Linked DNA regions of Mus musculus: region 1 is linked to region 2. The links are chromatin loops, found by intact Hi-C in ENCODE. Cell type or tissue: left cerebral cortex. All regions are shown on one strand. Links, peaks and the distances in the headings refer to the core of each region. The heading gives the core; the rest is flanking DNA.

Evidence for each region. Peaks named below come from ENCODE experiments on the same cell type or tissue, not always from the same donor. Only the 100,000 strongest peaks of a DNase experiment are listed, where the experiment ranks them.
Region 1: a loop joins it to region 2, with 4 times the contacts of the local background. A loop is called at or near these places in 7 of 42 quality-filtered maps.

Annotation. Positions count from the first base shown.
Region 1 is chr1:135,953,511-135,963,652 of GRCm38, reverse strand. It overlaps Igfn1 (immunoglobulin-like and fibronectin type III domain containing 1), which reads left to right. Exons shown (of 27, transcript NM_177642.3): 20 at 411-584; 21 at 1,538-1,666; 22 at 3,650-3,952; 23 at 4,626-4,714; 24 at 6,760-6,955; 25 at 7,796-8,095; 26 at 8,757-9,083; 27 at 9,616-10,075. The coding sequence ends at 9,629. Among named protein-coding and RNA genes, the nearest start is that of Pkp1, 39 kb to the right of the region's middle. In left cerebral cortex, for the core only: a CTCF peak has its summit at 4,957; a DNase peak (open chromatin) is centred at 4,964.
Region 2 is chr1:136,012,743-136,022,884 of GRCm38, reverse strand. It overlaps Tmem9 (transmembrane protein 9), which reads right to left and starts at 4,884. Exons shown (of 6, transcript NM_025439.3): 1 at 4,823-4,884; 2 at 4,278-4,379; 3 at 3,136-3,227. The coding sequence starts at 4,343. It also overlaps a transcript of Igfn1 not described here. In left cerebral cortex, for the core only: a CTCF peak has its summit at 4,718; DNase peaks (open chromatin) are centred at 4,076 and 4,910; H3K4me3 peaks cover 1,631 bases; H3K27ac peaks cover 1,185 bases.

The sequences.
Region 1 (10,142 bases), core at 687-8,686, 59 kb after region 2:
TGGGACTTGAGGCCTTTGTAGAGCACAGTAGACATACCTTACTATGACTTCTTTTGGGATTTGGTAGCCTTTTACGGTTCTTTGAGGCTGAGACACACAGCCCCCTTCTCTCAGGACCTGCATAATGGCCAACATCATTCTCTAATCACGTGTCCTTGTTCTGGAGCAAGCTATCAGTAGGTGAGGTTAAGGGATCTCAGAACTGGCTCCAACCAAGGCAGGAGAGCATTTTCTGTCCTATCATCTCTGTCCCAGAACAGCAAGTATAGTGTGACAAGAAACGCTGAGTCAGCACTGGAATGCTTGAGACGGCAGAGTGTGACTGTGCCCCTAGATTCCCGTGCCCTCTCCTCACAGCCCCACCTCCCACAAGCTGGTACTTCTGCTGACTGGCTTCCCTCTGCCCTCAGCTCTCCCGGGGCCCCCTTCTGCCCCAGCCATCCTGTCAGCCTCCAGTCAGAGCATCACTCTCACATGGGGGGCACCACAGGGCCCTGGCAGTAACCACATCCTGGGCTACCTGATCGAGAAGCACAAGAAGGGGAGCAACACCTGGATGGCTGTGAATGAGCAGCCCGTGTCTGGTGAGTTGGTCTGAGGGCAGCTTCTCGCTGACACCATTCCAAGCTGCCTTAAAGCCCCTCCTGGCTACAGCGTCCCTTGGTGTCACTAGTGAGAATCAGTTTAACATAGATGCTGTTCAGCTGATGTGGTTTTGTCCCCATTGTGGGGGCATTTAGCAACGCCTAGAGCTATTTGTGACAGTCACAGCTGGGTGGAGAATACATGCTCTTGACATCTTGTGTGAAGAAGACAAGGATGCTGCTAAACACCCCACCCCCAAACCCCAAAGATTCACCCAGCAAGGTCTATCAGCAGAGGACCCCTAGAATAGAAGTGTCGGACTGGAAGCCAGCTCTCCTTCCTACCCCCTCACACACACTTCAGGCTTTGACCATGGGCAGCCCGCTTCCTCTGTAGATCTCGGTTTCCTTGCTGATGACACAGACAGAAGGGGCCCCACCCTCTAGTTAGTATCCTAGGAGCTAGCTGCTTCCAGAGATAAGAAAAAATCTGGACGAGACTGAGGCTGAAGCAGGTGCTACAGAAGCTTCCAGAACCCCATGCATGGCTGTGCTCTGTGTGTACTGGAAGCCCAACACCAGGCTCAGGACAAACTGTCAGGAGTCCGGTAATGGCAATGCCACTTAGGAGTTAAGGCTACTTGGGGACCATATCCTCACATCTCTAATGTCACCATTTAGTATATTTAAGTATTATGACTCTGTGAGGCAGCATGAATCAGAGACATCAAAGGGCCATCATGACCATCTGGCAAGGCTGAGGCAAACCAGATGGGATGGGGATGAAAACACCTTTCACCTTGGAAGCAACTCTGTCACACCTGGTTGGTGCGACGCAGGAGGGCTGTGTTAGACCCCACGTTTGGTCTTCTCCTGAATATGGGGGTGCTGAGATTTGTCCCCATTTTCTGGTCCCACAATGGGAGACTAATATGGGATGTGGTCTTCCACAGAAAGAAGGTACACTGTGGTGGGTCTGCGACAGGGCTGCCAGTATGAGTTCCGGGTCACGGCCGTGACTCTGTCGGGCCCTGGAGATCCTGGGCCTCCATCGGATGCTGTCTTTGCTAGAGACCCTATGAGTAAGTAAGGCACCGATCCAGGATGTTGGGGAGGGATGTGCATGGGATAGCTCTGAAACTGTGGGATGCAAGTTCACAAGTCAGGGGCAGTCTGGAGGGAGATATTCTAAAGAGCTGGAAGTCAAGGTTGAAAGGCCACTGGGGTCCTAAAGGATCTAGATTGAAATCAGATGGGTCCAGGGGCCACGCAGAAGGAATGAAGACTTTGCAAGATCATGTCTGGCACTCTTTGGCCTCAGGAAAGGTCAGTGTTAGCCATGCTAGGCCAGTGGCATTGCCCATTCACTAGTGGAGAGTCTCATCCCTGGGGAACAGGTAGCAGGGAAGCTTAGCTTCAGTTTTCCATCCAGTTCACACTGTTCATCATATGCAAAGGGGCCAGCATTGCACGAGGAGGTAGGTTCCTCCATCCCAGCCTCTGTCTTTGGTTAACAGAGCCTAGCCCAGTATTTGCCTGTCTGAGCTCTCAGCAGCATCAGAGATGTGAAGAATCATTCTCTAGAAAACAGAAACAGCAAAAACTAAAGATTTGTCATTAAAGATAGGCACGATAGCATCTTCTGGTATGCCCATGTGCCACAAGAAAGACACTTGCCTGCCTAACTTTGATTCAAACTCCCGATTCAAGTAGAGAGTGAGTGCCCTTCTCACCAAACCCCTATTAAACGCTTTGCTCCAGAGCACAGAGTTTAGAAGGGTTACTCTGAGCACCTCAGACAAGCCTGCTGATGACAAGCCATCAATGCACTTGTAGAATCAGCTGTGTGACAGACTGCGTGTATAACTCCAGTAACAACAGAATATTCTACAAGGGAGAGGGGAGGGGAGCCAGCCCGTGTATCCTTGCCTTGCAAATAGAGCAAACCTATTCTGTTTCATTGTCAACCACTGGCTCTCTCATCAGTGATGAGAATGGAGGAAACAGAATGTGCAGTGTCTGCAGCAGCCACAGCAATAGGTCTTACCTTCTAGACCCTTACTACTGTGCAAAATCTGTAGCCTGGAAATGTCACTTGGGAAACTTCCTGTAGAATCTCAGGCCATGTGTAGTGGTGCACATCTGCAATCCAACCCCAGCATTAAGAAGTTGAACAGGAGACACACATACTTCAGATAGATAGATAGATGGATAGATAGATAGACAGACAGATAAATAGATAGACACATACATAGATACATAGATATATAGGCAGGAAGAGAGAAAGGAAGGAGGAAGGAAGGAAGGAAGGAAGGAAGGAAGGAAGGAAGGAAGGAAGGAAGGAAGGAAGGAAGTCTTATTCTGCACCTCAGAACCCTTGAGTTAGGATCTTTGTTTTCAATAAAGTCTCCAGTGATTTGAGTACAAATTCAAGGTTAGAAGCACTCCCTTAGACCAGTGATTTTAAACATCATCACATGTTTAGAAATACCAATAATCACACGTTTAGAAATACCAATAATCCCTTACCAATCCTAGTGCCTTTGGGGCTGGTATCGCACAGACAGAATGTTTAATATGCAGCTAGCCTTAACAGCCAGAATATCATGCTGCAGTGAAATATCCAAATCTCTCTCTCTCTCTCTCTCTCTCACACACACACACACACACACACACACACACACACACACACACACTTTATGACTTTTGCTTATTCCACAGTCCCCATGGTGGGTAGGTAGTGCTGCTCTTGTTCCCATTTAACAGACAAGGAACAAGAAATCTGTGCTGGTGTCGTTCCCAACTAAGAGTTATAATTCAGCATAGAGACATAGACTCCAGCCCCCAGACACAATGGAGCACAAAAGGTTCTCAACTGGAAATACCAGCTGTCAAGGATTATGGGATAGTTAGGGGTTGGCAAGTTGGTGGGTGAGTTGAGGGGGTAGCCAGGGACCCACAGTTCTGCAGAAACCCCTAAGTGAAAGAAGCCCCAAGACTCCTTGGTTGGAAGACTCCTCAGAGGAAGATGCCACACTCCTGAAACTTCCATGGTGCTTGCCCAGGACCCCCAGGGCCTGTGCGGGATCTACAGGTTACAGACACATCAAACACTAGCATCACCGTGAGCTGGATGGTGCCGGATGCCCGGGATGCTGATGAAGCCCAGGGATATATTGTGGAGTTGTGTGGTTCAGACAGCCATCAATGGAGCCCATGTCACGTGGGAACTGTGCCGGGCACCACCTTCACAGCCAAGGGGCTTCGGCCGCAAGAAGGCTACTTTGTGCGGGTGACAGCAGTTAATGATGGGGGCCGGAGCCAGGCCACTTCCCTGGACACATTGGTTCATGCCATGCCGGCCACTGGTGAGTGACACCTCCTTTCCCCACCATGAATCCTACAGACCCTTCCTGAGAGGCACTGCTATGCAGTCATCAGTTGCCTTCTTAACAGAGGGGTGGCAGGGAGCACTGAGCTAAGCGGACCCCTTTTAGAAATGTGTTCTCATTACAGCTCCAGGGATGACCACAAAGGCCCGAGATGCTTCACCCAGGGTCTCCCCATTGTTATGACACAGAACCATGATTTAAAACAAGTGACTCCGAGGAGTGGGCACTGCTTGGTTTGAGACAGCACATCCCCCAGCTCCCTGTTACCGCAAGGCAGATTGTGTTTCCCTTTGGGACTTAATCACTAGAAGCAGATCCTTTCTCTTTGCGAGCCATACCAATCCTCTCTAGTTGTCACTGTGACAATAAGGAGACAATAAAAAGCCAAGAGCTCCTGAGTCCAGAATCTTAGATTCTTGTCCTGGCTCTGATCTTCAATGGATGTCACCCCATTAAAAGATGTCACCCACCCTTCCCGGATAGCAACTTTGATTGTCCCACAAGACTGTCCCTGTCTCCCAGCCTTTTTTCTCCAACACACCCTTCCAAGCACTCTCTGTCAGGCCATTGGTTCAGCCTTCGATCTGCATCCTAGGTGAGCTAGCTGCTCACTGTGGAGGGAGGTGACAAGCCATCTTGTGTGTTCTAGTCTGTCCCAGGTTCCTCATGGACTCCGGCACAAAGGATACCCTGATGGTCAGGGTTGGGGACAGTATTCGCGTTCCTCTCTCCTTTGAAGTGAGTAGACCTGAAGCAGTGTGTGGCAGGCATGGGGGGGGGGTGTCACTGAGCAACCAGGAAACTAGACGATCGTGGAGTGTTCCTTCTTCTTCCTTATTATTCTTTAACCTTAGTCATAGACTTTGACTTGTCTCCTAAATAAGGTCCAATGTGAGGTGGGTAGGGAGGAAAATGGTTTTTGAAGCCAAGCTTGTATTTGGCCTCATGCTGCTGAGTGAACAGGGGTTACACACCCCTCTAGTGGTCACTTCAAATATTACACCTCCAAATTAGACCATCTCCTCTCCCCTTCTTAGTCCCAGAACTGAGGGAGCCGGCAAGGTAGATAATCATTTTTGCCTTTAGAATATATTTTTGTGCAAGTGAATGATCAGAGTCTGACTCAGGATGGTCCCCAGCCAATGTCAACACCACACAACTCTCCGTACAGTCACTAGTGTGGTAGTAAACACAGATTGCCTGATGCCGTCACCGCTCACTAATTTGACTCCTCATCTCTCACATGGTACTGAGTTCTTCAGTCTCTTACCAAAGAGACTAAGCTTACCAAAGGGCTGAGAAAGTGGTGGTAGCAACCTGGATGCTGTGCTCTGTGCTTTCCGCGCATCGTTGATGCCTAAATCCTTAGGACACCCCCATAGGCAACTTACTATTAGCATTCTCAGGTGCACACGATGGGGGTCCCATAGGCAGTGGGTAGCATCATCATCCCGCAGCTGAAGAGAGTTCTCACTGTTACATTATAGGCCTGACACTCAGATACAGATAAATCTTTTTTAAAGATTTATTTATTTATTTTTATGTAAATCAGTATATGGTTGTAAACCATCATGTGGTTGCTGGGAATCAAACTCAGGACCTCTGCTATTTGTCACTGTCTTCAGACGCACCAGAAGAGGGTGTCAGATCTCATTATGGGTGGTTGTGACCCACCATGTGGTTGCTGGGATTTGAACTCAGGACCTTCAGAAGAGCAGTCAGTGATTTTTTTTTTTTTTGAGACAGGGTTTCTCTGTGTAGCCCTAGCTGTCCTGGAACTCACTTTGTAGACCAGGCTGGCCTCGAACTCAGAAATTCGCCTGCCTCTGCCTCTGCCTCCCAAGTGCTGGGATTAAAGGCGTGAGCCACCTGCTCTTAACCAGCCCTGCCAGCTCCTTTCCTAAGCCTGCCACTCTCCTCTCCTCTCCAGTCACCACAGTTCCAGGCCAGATGCATAGTCTACTTCCTGCAGCCTCTCTCTATTGCAGGAACTCCCGAGACACCCCTAGCTTGCCTTGGGGGGAAGGAATACTCTCGTCCCAATGAGTCTCTTCTCACTCCCACCAAGTACGCTCATGTAAATCCAGAACTAGCTGCACTGTCCTAACTGCAGCACCTCGCTCAGTGAAGTCTAGATGTCTGCGTGGGGGTGAGGCTGAGGGCCAGAACCGTTTTACTGAGCCTCCCAGCTAAGCCTCTCTTCCTATCCCAGCATCCTTCCATACCTACCAGCTAGCCCCACACATCGCTACCTCCCTGAGAGCCTATTCCTCGTTGATCCCCATGTGCTCAGGCGCATCTCTTCCTGCCTAGAATGGTCCTTCTTGCCCTTCTACACTGGGCCCAGCTTATATACTTTTTCTTTTACAAAATTTCCTCCATGGAGAGCAAAGGTCAGGGAGGAAGCAATCACAAAGAACAGGAGCAAGAGGGTGACGGCCTTAAGGGAAGAAAGAAAAAATCAGCATGCTTTTTCGAGCGCACTCGAGTGCGTGCCTGTGTGCATGCGTGTGTGTGTGTGTGTGTGTGTGTGTGTGTGTGTGTGTGTGCGCGTGCGTGCATGCACGAGTGTGTGTGAGAGAGAATTGTGTACAATGAAAGCAGAAGGACTATAGCAGTGAATATCAGGAAGATTCAGTGATACATACACAATAAAATGTCATCAATAAGCCTATTATTTTATATGCTAACTACATAATTTATTTGAACAGACACTTTAAAAAAACAAATGAACAAACAAAAAACCTTCCTCTTCTCAATTTGAGCTTGCCCTTGGTTCTCAGGCTGCCCCCATGCCTGAGGTGACCTGGCTGAAGGACGGCTTGCCCTTGCCCAAAAGAAGTGTGACCACTGTGAAGGCTGGCCTCACGCAGCTTCTGATCCCTGCAGCTAGCCTCTCGGACTGTGGCCGATACACCGTGATGCTGAGGAACCTACAGGGGAAGGAAGCTACCCACAGCTTCTTCATCAATGTAGCAGGTGAGGCCGCTCAGCCAGGGAGCTCTCACCAGGGTGTGAAGGCTGCATCTGTCCTGGGCGTAGCTCCTTGTGCTGAGTGTGCAAGGTGACCACACTGTTGAGCCTACACACTTCAAGGCTCAGAGGCCAGGTAGAAGGAGAGTCCCTGAAAGCCCCGATGTTCTGACCTATGAACTTAAAGATACCACACCCTTACCTCTTATCTGTGGGGGTGTTTGTTTGTTTTTGTTTGTTTTGAGTCCAAGAGCAAAAATGGCCCCCAGCATTGCGTCACTAAAGGATACCATGGGGAGAATCTGCCCACGACCCTGGTGCAAGTTAAGATTGTCCCTTCCCTGGAATGACTCTCGTTCCCAGCCTGGAATGTTCAGAAATGCAGGAAGACTAACCGCAGGCATTTGTGATTTGATTTTATGAAAACTCTAACTTCTGTCCCTGTCCCATCATTTTATCTATTAAAAAGGTGAATAAGTAATTTTTTTGGAAGTCATCTGTGCTGGTGGGTACCTATAATCCCAGATGTGGGAGACTGAGACAGAACTCAGCGTTAAGGCTAGCCTGGGTTAATGTGGGTGAAACCCTGCCTCAAAAGAAAAAAAAAGAGCATTCTTTGGGGGATATTTTTCACCATGCAGAGATAATTGTATACTCAGACTTAGTTGGTAAGCCCTCTGGCCCATCGCCTGCCTGACAACAGTGTTCTGTAGATCCCCAGGAGAAGACACTAGCAGAATTTCATGTTCTCCTTTGCAACATGACCTCTCTCTCTCTCTCTCTCTCTCTCTCTCTCTCTCTCTCTCTCTCTCTCTCTCTCTCTCTCTCTTTCTCTCTCTCTCTCAGCATGCCCACAGGCACCAGGTTCTATCTACCTACAGGAGAATGTGCCTGGGACAGTGACGGTCCAGTGGGAACCCTCTCCGGATGAGGCTCAGGGCATCCCCTTGCATTACACAGTGCTGATGCGGTCCTCATCTCACCGATCCTGGCACGAGGTGGCCGACCATGTCCGTACCAACCGCTTTACCCTCCTAGGGGTCCTCCCTGGCCATGAGTACCACTTTCGGGTGCTGGCCAAGAATGAGCTGGGGGTCAGCAAACCTTCAGACACCAGCCAACCCTGGTGTATCCCCAGGCAGAGAGGTAAGGGGACCCCTAAAAGGAGGGAGGGACTTAAGTGTCAGCCTCTGTGCTTTGGGTCATGAAATGTATGGAGTCGGGGCCTTCCGTCTAGCCAGACATGTAGTGGGCCTCCCACCTCCTGCTCAGTGCCCACCTGAACTGGTGCCCACTGCACTGGATTCAGGTTGGGCTCCACTTCAATGGGCAGAAAGAGTCAGGCTGTGAGTATTGGACTGTCTGGGGGCCTTTGGGTGAATTCTCAAAAAGAACAGCAAGCAATCAGTTAAAAATAGAAGTTAGTATTTCTATTAAAACAAAGTATATTTTATAAATCAACTAGGTGTAGGTCTTTAAAGGGGTCACTAGAAAAAAAAGATTATAATACTGGCTGGGTCATTTTATGTTTATAAAATACAAAAATATCTAGAAAGTGCTACACCAAAATGTCAGCTACAGTCATCTCTAGGGAGTGAGACTTATGTTCTGATTTATACACAATAACTTTTACCATTTTTTTAAAATCCAAACAAGATTTTAGGAAAAGGATAAAAACAGTGTCAGGTGGTGCAGATGAGCTGTGGGAAAAGGCTCAGCATTTCGATGGACTCTGCAAACCTGGGTCCCGGTCAGGCCTTCTTTGCTTTTTAACCATCCTTCCTTCTGCCTGGGGAATGCACCACAGACAGGTTCACAGTGAAGTCTCCGACATACCAGGATCCTGACCTGAGCCAGAAGCCCCGCTTCCTGGTGGGTCTGCGGGCTCACCTTCTGCCCCAGGGCTGTGAGTGCCGCATGACGTGTGCCGTGCAGGGCTCACCCCAGCCTCATGTCACCTGGTTCAAGAATGACCAAAGCTTGGACAGAAACCCTGCGGTGTACAGTACTGACTTGCTGGGTGTGTGCTCCCTCGTCATCCCCAGCGTGTCCCTTAAGGACAGTGGTGAATACAAGGCTGTGGCCAAGAACCCACTGGGACAAGCTGTCAGCACAGCCACCCTCATTGTCACAGGTAACCATGGCTGCCTGGAGAGGACCAAGTGGGAACAGAAGGGAACAGAAGGAATAGCCTCTGACCTCAGGAAGCCCTCAGGGGCCTGGCTTCTCAAGTAGACTCAGATGGTATACCATGAGATTTCTGCCTGCCTCCATGAGCATTCTATTATGTATTTAACCTGACCATTACAGAACCTCCTAGGGTTTGATTTGCTCAATTGTAAAATGAGACCTTGGCTACTTTAGGGGCCTACACTACCCACCTAAGAGTCTCCATGTGGGCAGGCACATGTCTCAGGGTGAGACATGAGCCTCTTGCCCTGCAAGTCCTTTTATAACTGTGTCGGATAAGAAGAGTTAAAAGGTCATGCTGAGTCTCTCATTGGCCGTCTCCATTCATCAAGGTGAATAATGCATGCCAATAAGAAAAAACTTTGGTGGCTCTGGGTCATCCCACGCCGAGCATTGCAGACTCTTCACAATGGGATAGGTGTGAGAGGGCCCACTGTCCCTTCAGGATCATCTGAAAAATATTCCTTGTTTTGCAGAATACGACTCCTAGGCCACTTGATCCAGAATGCTGGCCTTGCCCCACCCTACAGCTATGAGATGGATGGCAAATCTCTGAAGCTTTGCTGCTGATACCCACACTGGCCTGGGGTCCCAGCAGTCCAGCGTGACAGTGGATGTTCCTGGGTGAGACAGGAACAAGGGGTCTTCTGGTGAGATGCATCCAGAAGGGCTGAAGTCCTTGAAGAAGAACTAGAAGAAGAGTGGAGGATGTAGTCTTAAGCTGAATGATGGCTCAGAGTGACCCTGTTACTAAGGGTGTCTGTGTTCTGCACCTCTGAACGAAGCTCCAGAGAGGGTGGTGCATGGGGTGGAAGCTGAGCCCACTGTGACCAGAGGAATGGAAATTCAGAGAGGGCAGAGGACCTGGGTGAGGGCATCAAGGATGGGGCTTGCGGGCTATCTGTACTTCATTAAAAGGACAGACTGTCAAAGGTGAATTCTTTGCAGAGTAACTTGGGGCTGCTTGGTTGAAGGAAGCCAAACCTCGGAGTTGAGAATGTCT
Region 2 (10,142 bases), core at 676-8,675:
ACAGAGCTCTGGATCAGAAAGGCTATGCCATGGCTACAGTAGGATTTGCGAATGCCCTGGAGAGTCAAGGTGTAGTGTTAGGAAACCATCTTTAGTTCTTCAACTTGGACCCTGGTGCCCAGGGAAATAGGCTGCAAAAAGTTACAGGGAACAGCAATAAGAAGGTGAAAGATTTCTGTCCTTTCTGGCTCTCCTGAGAGTCACCGAAACTCTACATACTTCCATTTACCTTTGGGGACTGGGCAGAGAGAAAGTGAAGGCGAAAGACAAGCTCTTCTGAGTCTGTGATGTCAATCACTTACTTAACCTCCCTGGGCCTCCGTCTTTCACTGATGATGGAAGCTAAGCTTGATTGATGTCTTCCAAACTGTGCCCCTTTGGGTAGCACTGAAATACTGTGTAGGAGGCAGGCAGTGGTAAGGAAGGGTTTGCAGGACCTCTCAGCCAACCCAGGTCTGACTGCATACCCCACACAGTTTGTGTTTCTCTGTCAGACTGTGTTTGTAGAAGAATCCTACTTTAACACCTCAACCCTGGGACTTGTCTATGCAACATTTCTCAAGAGACCCACCAAGAGGGACTTTTTTATATGGATGTGATTATATTCTTTCAACACTAGATGACAGAAACCAGCAACACACTAATATGACACTGGATACTGGCCTCAGTCTGAGAGCCAGCATGGAGCACTGGACCTAAAGACTCTATGAGATCTCTAATTCTAGCCCTGGCACTAAGATGCCAGTACCATGTGGATCTCTGCTCCACCAATGGTCACTAAGTAAATCTGTGGTGGCTCTCAGCCAGGGTCAGTGCTGCCAGACCCTAGAATCCTGGGGTCTTACCCCCAAGTTTTAGTCTCTGCCCAACACCCTTAAGGGAAGGAACTGCTGACATTTAGGTTCTTAATGTGAGACTGTTCATCAGATAGCCCCCGAGTCTGCTTCTGAAGAGAAAGGATAAACTACAGCCTGCAAGTTTTAGGCAGGATCCTATCCTCTGGGCAACCAAGCTTGGGTTTTCAGGTCACAGTATAAGCCCAGAGAGCATTGCTAGCGTTTTCCAGTAGCAGAGTCTGCCTGTGTGAAAGTGGGGACAGTGTCGTGTCTCTGCCGATGAGAGGAGTCCACTGCAGTCTCTCCCAGACGGCCACTGTGTTAATGCCGCCATCAGGTCAGAAGAAACACAAGAATTAGACGAGTGCTTTAGGAGACGGCCACACTTCCCAGGGTTATAGAATAATTTGATTATGTAATCGCTACGAAGGGTGATAGTATGATATTATTAATAACATCAGCTAACATTTAAGTTAGCATGTGTGGGTATCATCCTAAGTGCTACACAAATTCACATTAATACACACACTTCACACTCAAAAGTATTACCATACTTTGCTCATAAGGAAATCAATATAGGAGCCAGGCTGTGGTGGCGCATGCCTTTAATCCCAGCACTTGGGAGGCAGAGGCAGGTGGAGAGAGCACTTAGATCGAGGCCAGCCTGGTCTACAAAGTGACTTCCAGGACAGCCAGGGATATACAGAGAAACCCTGTCTCAAAAAACTAAAAAAAAAAAAAAAAAGAAGAAGAAGAAGAAGGAAGGAAGGAAGGAAAGAAGGAAGGAAGGAAGGAAGGAAGGAAGGAAGGAAGGAAGGAAGAAAGAAAGAAAGAAAGAAAGAAAGAAAGAAAGAAAGAAAGGAAGAAAATAAATAAATCAATATAGGGCTGAAGAGATGGCTCCATGGTAAGAGCACTACTGGCTGTTCTTCCAGAGGACCGGGGTTCAATTCCCAGCACCCACATGGCAGCTCACAAGCTTCTGTAACTCCCATTCCAAGGGATCCAATCCAAGGGCCCTCTTTTGGCCTCTGCAGGTATTGTATGCACACAGTAAACAGATATACAAGTAAGTAAACACACGTACACACATACATATACATACGCACACACACATGAATTTAAAAAGTAAATCAAAGTACAGTGAAGATTAAGTAATCTGAAACAAACGGGATCCAGGAAGGGTGGTCCTCGAGTCTATGCATCCGCATAGAATGCCTCTCAGAAACTGTTATCCAGAAGCTTGAAAACAACTACCTGAAAACTCTCAAATGTGCTCTGGATCAGTGGCATTATGGGCACCTCAAGGATTCCAAGCAAAGGTTAGCCCTCCACCACTACCGTATTTGCTTAATTAAATCTTGGCAGGAGAGTACCAGCCAGACTGTGTATTTTCTCAAAGCTCACCTAGTGATCCTTGATGTACAGGTAGCGGCAACCTTGACCCATCCCCATCCAATGCCTTGCTGTGACCCTACCCGGTCGGTACGCTGATGTCTTCAAGGATGAAGCCTCCCATCCTAGAACTAGCAATGCTGGAGATGGCTTTTAACCCACGCTGAGGTCCATTCCCCTGAAGCTTCCATTCACTGGCCCTACTTCTCTATGACACCATCCCAAGCCTTTCCAGTTCCAATCCCAAATGTCCCTTCTCCTCAGCACGGCAGCCTTTCTCCCTGATTGAATATCCACTGAATGTGTCTCCAGGTCTCTCTCTTCCGAACGATTCTAACTCCTTAAACTATTCCTTCTAGAACACTGTGTTTATACTTCCTTTCACTGGTTTTCTTTACCTGAATGAATCCTTGGTCATTCAATGCTTTTTGTTTTGTTTTGTTTTGTTTTGTTTTTTTAAGTAAGCGACTAAGAATGAATTCAAGACCAGAGACAAAAGAAACATAATATAAGATCTTTGGACTTAAGCCTATGCAATTATACAATGGGAAGAATATCTACTCCTTTTACCTTAGACGGTTGCTTGAGGCTAACGGAGCACACAGGTAGAGAGCTTTGCAAAAGTGTACACTACACACACCTGCCTTGTCTCTACGACCATTCTAACATGTATCAACAGAGATTTAAACTCAAAGCAAAACAACAAAACCCAACCTCCTCAGCTGGAATTCAAGATACCTGGATTTTGTTATCAAATGGTTAAGGACAAAATATTCCTTTGTAGGCTCTCCACAGGAATGGGTAACTTATCTCTAGGATAAGAAATCTAGTAAGCATTGATAATTTCAGTCTGGCCGGTGACATGGGGGGGGGGGGGGATATACAGCCATTAGCAGTGTCTTACCAGTCCTTCTGAGACACATTCTGGTTGTAAATGTGCCCGCTGATGTTTCTGTAAGGCGGACAGATGCATTTGCACCGGATATCTTCAGAGCTCTGGAAGGAAAAAGAAGAAATTGCAGGCAAGAGTCCTGCCTGGGTTCAGAGTCTAGACAGGCTAGCAAAGTCTTGTACTCTGCTCCCTTAGGTGACTATATGCATGCTTTTGAATTTTCCCATCCCCAATTCATCAAGGTCTGGCTCTACAGGAAGAGTGTTCTTCCACTTGGTCCTCAAGATAGAAACCTCTCTGGTATCAAAAACAAACTCACAGAAGTTACCCAAGGCTGCCTGCCATCCATGAAGTGACGTGCTGGGGGAAAGGGGGGGGGGGGGATGGGGGGAGGGAGGAGGGAAGAGTTGGGGCTGCAGTGTATATAGCAAGCAAAGTGACAGGCTTTTTCAACCCTGGGGCCTACAATTGTGTCTGGTGAGCTAGGTGGCCAGATTCCCCTTCAATTCTGTCTTAACTCCTTAGGTTAGAAAGGGGAAAGGGATGAATAAAGAAAACTGGGACATTATCACGGGAAGACTCCCGTCAGGAATTCCTTGAAGAGCAAAGAAGCACGCAAGCCCTAATACTCAATGTTATTTCAGTGTCTCAGGGAGAGTCAGAATCGAAAGCGGACAGCCTAGAGCCGCGTACATCATCTAAACCTAGCTGCGGGTCTCCCACCCGGAAGGAATGAGAGCAGCCTCTGGAGTCCACAGTGCAGCTGGGTTAGCTTTGAAGCCAAAAAGCTCCCATCTGTGCATGCCTTTACACTCAGAGCATTTTACAACATTACATGATTTGACTATCAAATTGAGCAGGAGATTCGACCACAGCTGTTTTTACTTGGGGCAAAGGAAGATACAGAGAACTTGGGTAACTTTTCTTAAACTTTCTTGCTTGCGGAGAAGTCTACCTAGGGCTAGTTTGGTCCGGACCCTGTGCGGTAGGCTCTGAACCCCGTGCTCCCTACACCCTTAGGAAGGCCAGCAGCTTGTCCCAGGTAAGGTCCCCGCCCCCAAGTAGGGTTCTCGGGTGGGGGAGGGGTCAGGGTGGCGTTTCGGCTACCTCGGCGGCAGCCCAGGAACAAGGTGCCGCTGGCCCACTTCCCTCACCTTGTTGGCTTGAGCTGGGGGCACCAGCAAGCACCCCACCACAGCCACCAAACACAGCAGCTTCATGCTTATCGGGCTTGCTGAGCCAGCAAGACTAGATGCCTGGGGGGATAAAAAGAAACATGGAGTCGGAAAAAGGGATAGTGGTCACAACAGAGGCAGCACCCTCGGCCCCTTTTCAGCTTTGCCAGACGAGGGAAGAGGGCTGAGTTCCAGGATTCCTGGCCTTCTAAACCTTTCCCTCTCCTCACCAAGCCCAGCTCTCAAAAGCTATCTGTGCACTAGCAGAGGGAGTTTTCTGAGGTTACAGCCGCCCGGAGCCCCCAGATCCTGTCACCAGGCCGCGTTCCGACCCTCACCTCTCCTCCCACCGCCCTCCGCCATCTCTGCCTCCACCGCCCTGGTGGCGCCGCTCAGGCCCAACCAGAAGCCCCGATTCCGACCGCCAAGAGTACTGCACACCCTGCCTAAGGATTTGGGGTGGCTGTGAACCCCCAGTGTCCCTGCGACCCCCGTACCCCTCCCCCAATGCCGAGTCTACCAACCTGCAAGCTCAGCCGCAGCCGCCACTGATCAGCAGGCTCCACCCCTTCAGCATCTATTGGCTGCTACAGTCGCCGCTCAGCCCAACCTCGCTAGTTGCCAAGACAACAAGACCCACCTTCTCTTGGTCCCGGAGGCTTACAATCTAGGGAGAGGCACGCATTTCTCTACCAGGATTTAGCAAGAAAAGGGAATGTCTGCCTTTCCTACTGAAAACTGAAGCTCTAGCCCTGTGGGTCCGTTCAACTCCTCCTAGAGTGCTTTGTTTGTCCTCGCCTTATACTATCTTACTGTTTCAGAGAAAGCATTTTAGAAATGAAACTAGTAATGATTTTAGAACAAGATCAAGGACCATTGTGCTTATTCATAGTCTGAAAATATTATTATAGAGACACATTTTTGTTTTGTTTTGTTTTGTTTTTTAACAAGGAACTCAAGGGCCCAGGCTCTATTCCTACACACAAAGACATATGCCAAAGAGGGCAAGACAGGATTAGTAATAGGCGTGGGCTGGAGGGAGCTGTGCCTCCTTAGCCTGCACTGGTTCTGAAGGCCTGGCAAATTGAAACAAGGTGTACTAGGCCAGTCTGGGACTAGGAGGAGGTTACAGGCTGCAGAGGGACAGATGTGAACTTCTTAGCAGCAGTGAAGGAAACTGGAGTCACCTGAGTCCAGGGGCCACTGCAGTGAGGACACTTGAGCTTTGGCCTCAAGTGCATCGAACTAAGCTCCTGTGTTACCCTAGAAAACATGCATTCCCTCTCTGGGTACCAGTTTCCTTAGCTAAGGGTCCCTACAGCTTTGATGGGTTGGGGCTCCTGGAAAGAAGAATAGTCATATGGCCAGAATGAAATTTAGTATAGAAAGTCATGTGTCACAAAAGAGTTTTCCTCCTTAGACATATTATCTGAGCACTATTTGTGGTGGGTACTATATAAGACACTGAAGCTGCCTGGGGGAGGGGGAGGCTAGCCTTGTCTCTGTTCTCTTTTTTTGTTGTTGTTTTTAAGATTTATTTATATTTTATGTATATGAGTACACTGTAGTTGTCTTCAGACACACCAGAAGAGGGTGTCAGATCACATTGCAGATGGTTGTGATCCACCATATGGTTGCTGAGAATTGAACTCAGGACCTTTGGAAGAGCAGTCAGTACACGTAACCACTAAGCCATCTCTTCAGCCCCATCTCTGCTCTTGTATAACTTGATATTTATTACAAAAACAAAAACCAAAAAACAATGGTTGTTTTAGTCAGGGTTCTCTAGAGTCACAGAACTTATGGGTAGTCTCTATATACTAAGCAAATTTGTTGATGACTTACAGTCTGTAGTCCAACTGCCCAACAGTGGTCAGCAGCAGTTGTGAATGGAAGCCCAAGGATCTAGCAGTTTCTCAGTTCCACAAGGCAAGCAGAAGAAGAGAGAATCTTCCTTCTTCCAATGTTCTTATGTAAGTCTCCAGGAGAAGGTGTGTGGCCCACATAAAGGTGTGTACCACCACACCTGGATCTGGGACTTGTTTTGTCCCAGATGACCTTGAACTCAGAGATCTCCCTGCCTTTGTCTCCTGGGATTCATAGCCACTATGCCTCAAGATCTCCATGCCAAGATCCAGGTCAGAAACTTGTGTCTCCAAGCCTCAAGATCAGGATCACAGGTGACCCTTCCAATTCTGGACTGTAGTTCATTCCAGATATAGTCAAGTTGACAACCAGGAATAGTCACTACAATTACCCCTTGTCAACTTGACACAAATAATATCTCATGTCCACATGAAACAATAACAAGGTCATGAATATGCCTACCATGATGTAACTATTTCTCGTATAATCACAAACACATTTGTAAATTTACAATGGGGCAATGTCCCTTGGGAGCATTCTTTTAGTATCTCAGTTTAAATACCAATTGATGTTAAAGAAATTTGAAGAAAGACAATGTGTTCTTAACAAAATATACAGAAACATTCATGTTACTTTATGATCCTCATTTCTGCAATTGGTCACATGGTCTTAGCTGGAATTTATAACTACCTTCCTCTGCTACCCATGCTGTATTTCCTCCACCCTCAGCAAGCACCTCAGCAGGTCTTGGCTCTTTTCCTGGAGGAGTGGCTCATACCTTCATTCCTGATGGGTCTGCATCCTTTGTCATCCCGCTTGGATTAGGCTGTTATAGTTTCCCATTGACTTTAATCAGGACATGGTAGTACTAAGAGACGCCCTAAGATATCTCCTACACTCCAGACATAATCCTGCCTACCTCCATTGTAGAGAGGTAATCCAATTTCCCCATGGTAATCTGGATCTATCACCCCTCCTAACACTGCTATTCCTCTCTTAGCCTGTTGGTTTAAGGGCAATAGAAGCCCAAAATGACCAGGGGGAAGTCTGAGCTTCCAGTTCAATGGAATGTTTGTTGTGGTTCCTAGTAGGAGCACTCCCCTCTCTGGAACCAAAACTTCTAGGCCAGCAGAAACTAGAGTTGTGGGGACAGGAAGCAAAATTTTTCCTAGAGGGTCACTAGGAGTGATAGTGAGTGGAACTATTCCCTTTTCCACCCCTTATTTCCTGGACCTATGAATCTTGGCTCTGAGAAAAACTGTACCATATATCAGACATTGATTCAAAACATATATACTGCCTTCTGAAGAACTTTGCCTCAGACCTCCATGTGTCCAGGCAGGCATGAGCTGAGAGTTCTGTCTTCACCTGAAGGCTGCTGGTGAAAGACTGACTTCCAGGCATCTAGGGTGAGGATCTTAAGCCCATGCCCATAGTGACACACCTACTCCTACAGAGCCACACCTCCTAATAGTGCCACTGCCTGGGTCAAGCATGTACAAAACATCACAATGGTCAACGAGCCATTACAATTTAAGATAGCAAGAGTTTTGCTGGGCACAAAATTGTAAAAGTTAGTAGGAAACTTGGACCAGGAGCCAGAGGAGCTCAGAGTGGTAGAGAAATTTTGAGGGCAGCAAGAGGCTCCCTGAGCTGGCAGAATGTGATAAGAATATGCGAACCACTATCAGAAAGGTCCAAGTGCTACTGCCTCATCCTGTGACTAGGTTATCTTATCTAGCAAAATGACTTTGCAGATGTGATAAGAAAAAATTAAGGCTTTTAGGGTTGAGAGAGTATATTGAACTATTCAAGGGGGGTTCTATCTAATCAGGGGAGACCTTAAGAGAGAATTTTTTTCTGCTATAAGTCAGAGACAAATGTGACCATATGTCTGGTGCTATGTTGCTGGCTCTGAAGGTGGAGGAAAAGAGTTTTGAGACAGAGTATGGGTGCTTTTGAGGAAAAAAAAAAACCCAGAAAAGTGGCCTTCTCTAGACCTAGAAGTCTCATATAATACATATTGATTTTAATCCACTGTCATTCAAATCAGACTTAAGGCCTATAGAGATGTATTACACTTGTATTGTTTTAAGCCACAAAGTTCATGGTACATTGATACAAAAGCAACAGGTAGGGTATATCTCAACAATCTTAGCATGAATTTGCACATGTAAGCTAGGTCTTAGAATCCGTGCTAGGACAGAGGGTCTGAGTTCCTCTCCACCCCTCCCCCTACTGTTGGTATTCCTAGATAGGGACTGGATGGCTGACATTACCTCTGACCTGGGCACCTCTCACAGGCATCAGCTATATGCCCTTACTTGCCCCTGTGATACCCAGCAAAGTGTATCTGTCCAGTATCCCCATAGCCTCAGGCTCCTAGGAGATGATGACCCTCCTAAATTGGCATTTACAATCACATCTGAGTCACACCACAGGATCATCTGACCTAAACAAAATAAAGCCCAACGAATAGATGCCAGGCATTCATGGGATGTCCAAAAGATCCATCCCTGAGGATGTGGAGTGGTCTTTGATCCATCTATTTACAAAGCTGTCACTCTGTTCACTGATGTTGGGGCAGGTGCACAGGGACCATCCTTATAATGGATTGAGCACCATCCTCAGATTCCTAAGTAAATAAATGTCTTGTCTCTGACCAAAGGGGAATTTATCAAGCATCAGGGATCCTGGGGTACTGATATCAGGGCAGAGATGTTCTATGTAAAGGCATCCTCTCTCAGTGTCTCACAGACATTCTTCATTTTCAACAGCGTCTCTCCAAAAATGATCTTTACCAAAGAAATGATGGTCCTAAATATTCTTCCCAAATGTAATAAATGACATAGACCCTCCAGTCTCTTGTGCATATATACAGAGTCATATGCAACACACATGTACACATTTCAGCTGTGTACGCTCCTAGTAATCACTCCCCAGGATCGTGATGCTCGTGGCCTTAGGTAAGGTCGCCTTGCCCAGTGTTCTGTTTTCCTTGGCTCAGCTCCTGCCTCTGCACATTGCTTCTGGGTGTAGACAGCATACATGTGAGATAACAGCTTGCTTTGGAGTTCCAATTGTCTTACCCAAGCCAAATATTTGGGGTTTTTGTTTTGTGTTTTAGCTCACAGTAGTAGGCAAGAGTGCTGCTGGGCTAAGTCCATAGAATCAACCCCACAGACTGGTTCTACTTAAAGGAACTCCTGCCAGAGCACAGAGCCTCAGTCTATAGAGATTTAATTTGGAATAGCATTTTAAAACATCTTAGTCCCACATCCTCTTACACCCTTTTGAAATGATTTAGAATTCCAGAGGCTGTTTGTGAGGGTTCTAGCTATATTTTCACTATCAAAATTAAAACAGAAAAATTATAAACCTTTATTTTATATGATACACATTGGCACCTTTTGATGATCTGAGAGACAAGCATGGCATCTGTTTACCCTTTTTGTCACCCCTTTAATAGCTAGCTATTACAGGAGTTTCTCACATTTCCTTCTCACATATACTTCTCCATTTAATCCTTTGTGATACATCTAATCTTGGAAAATCTTCATTGTAGAATTCTAGGCCAAATCACTTCTTTGTGCTTCTAGGGGGAAAAGTTTTCAGCTTGTGATTTCCCTGAAAGTCCCTAGAGACTCACGAAGGTCCCCAGGCTACTACTGATTAAGAAGACTGTTAACTCTCCAACAAAAGATGACAATCTATGGCCTTTCTGAGACATGGTAGTAATTTTCAAAATACAATTTAGAAAACACACTTAGGAATTGTATCAAGGAATGTTACTGTAAGAAGGATGCAACCCGTATAGGGAAAAATGTGAATCCTATGAATAAATTAGTGTGGGAACTCTTAGAGTAAATTCAATATACATATTTTGCTTTAGGACCTTTTAGATACTTCAATGTAATGAACACATTGTAAATTTCTTTTTATTTTTTAAAGATTTATTTAGTTATTACATGTAAGTAT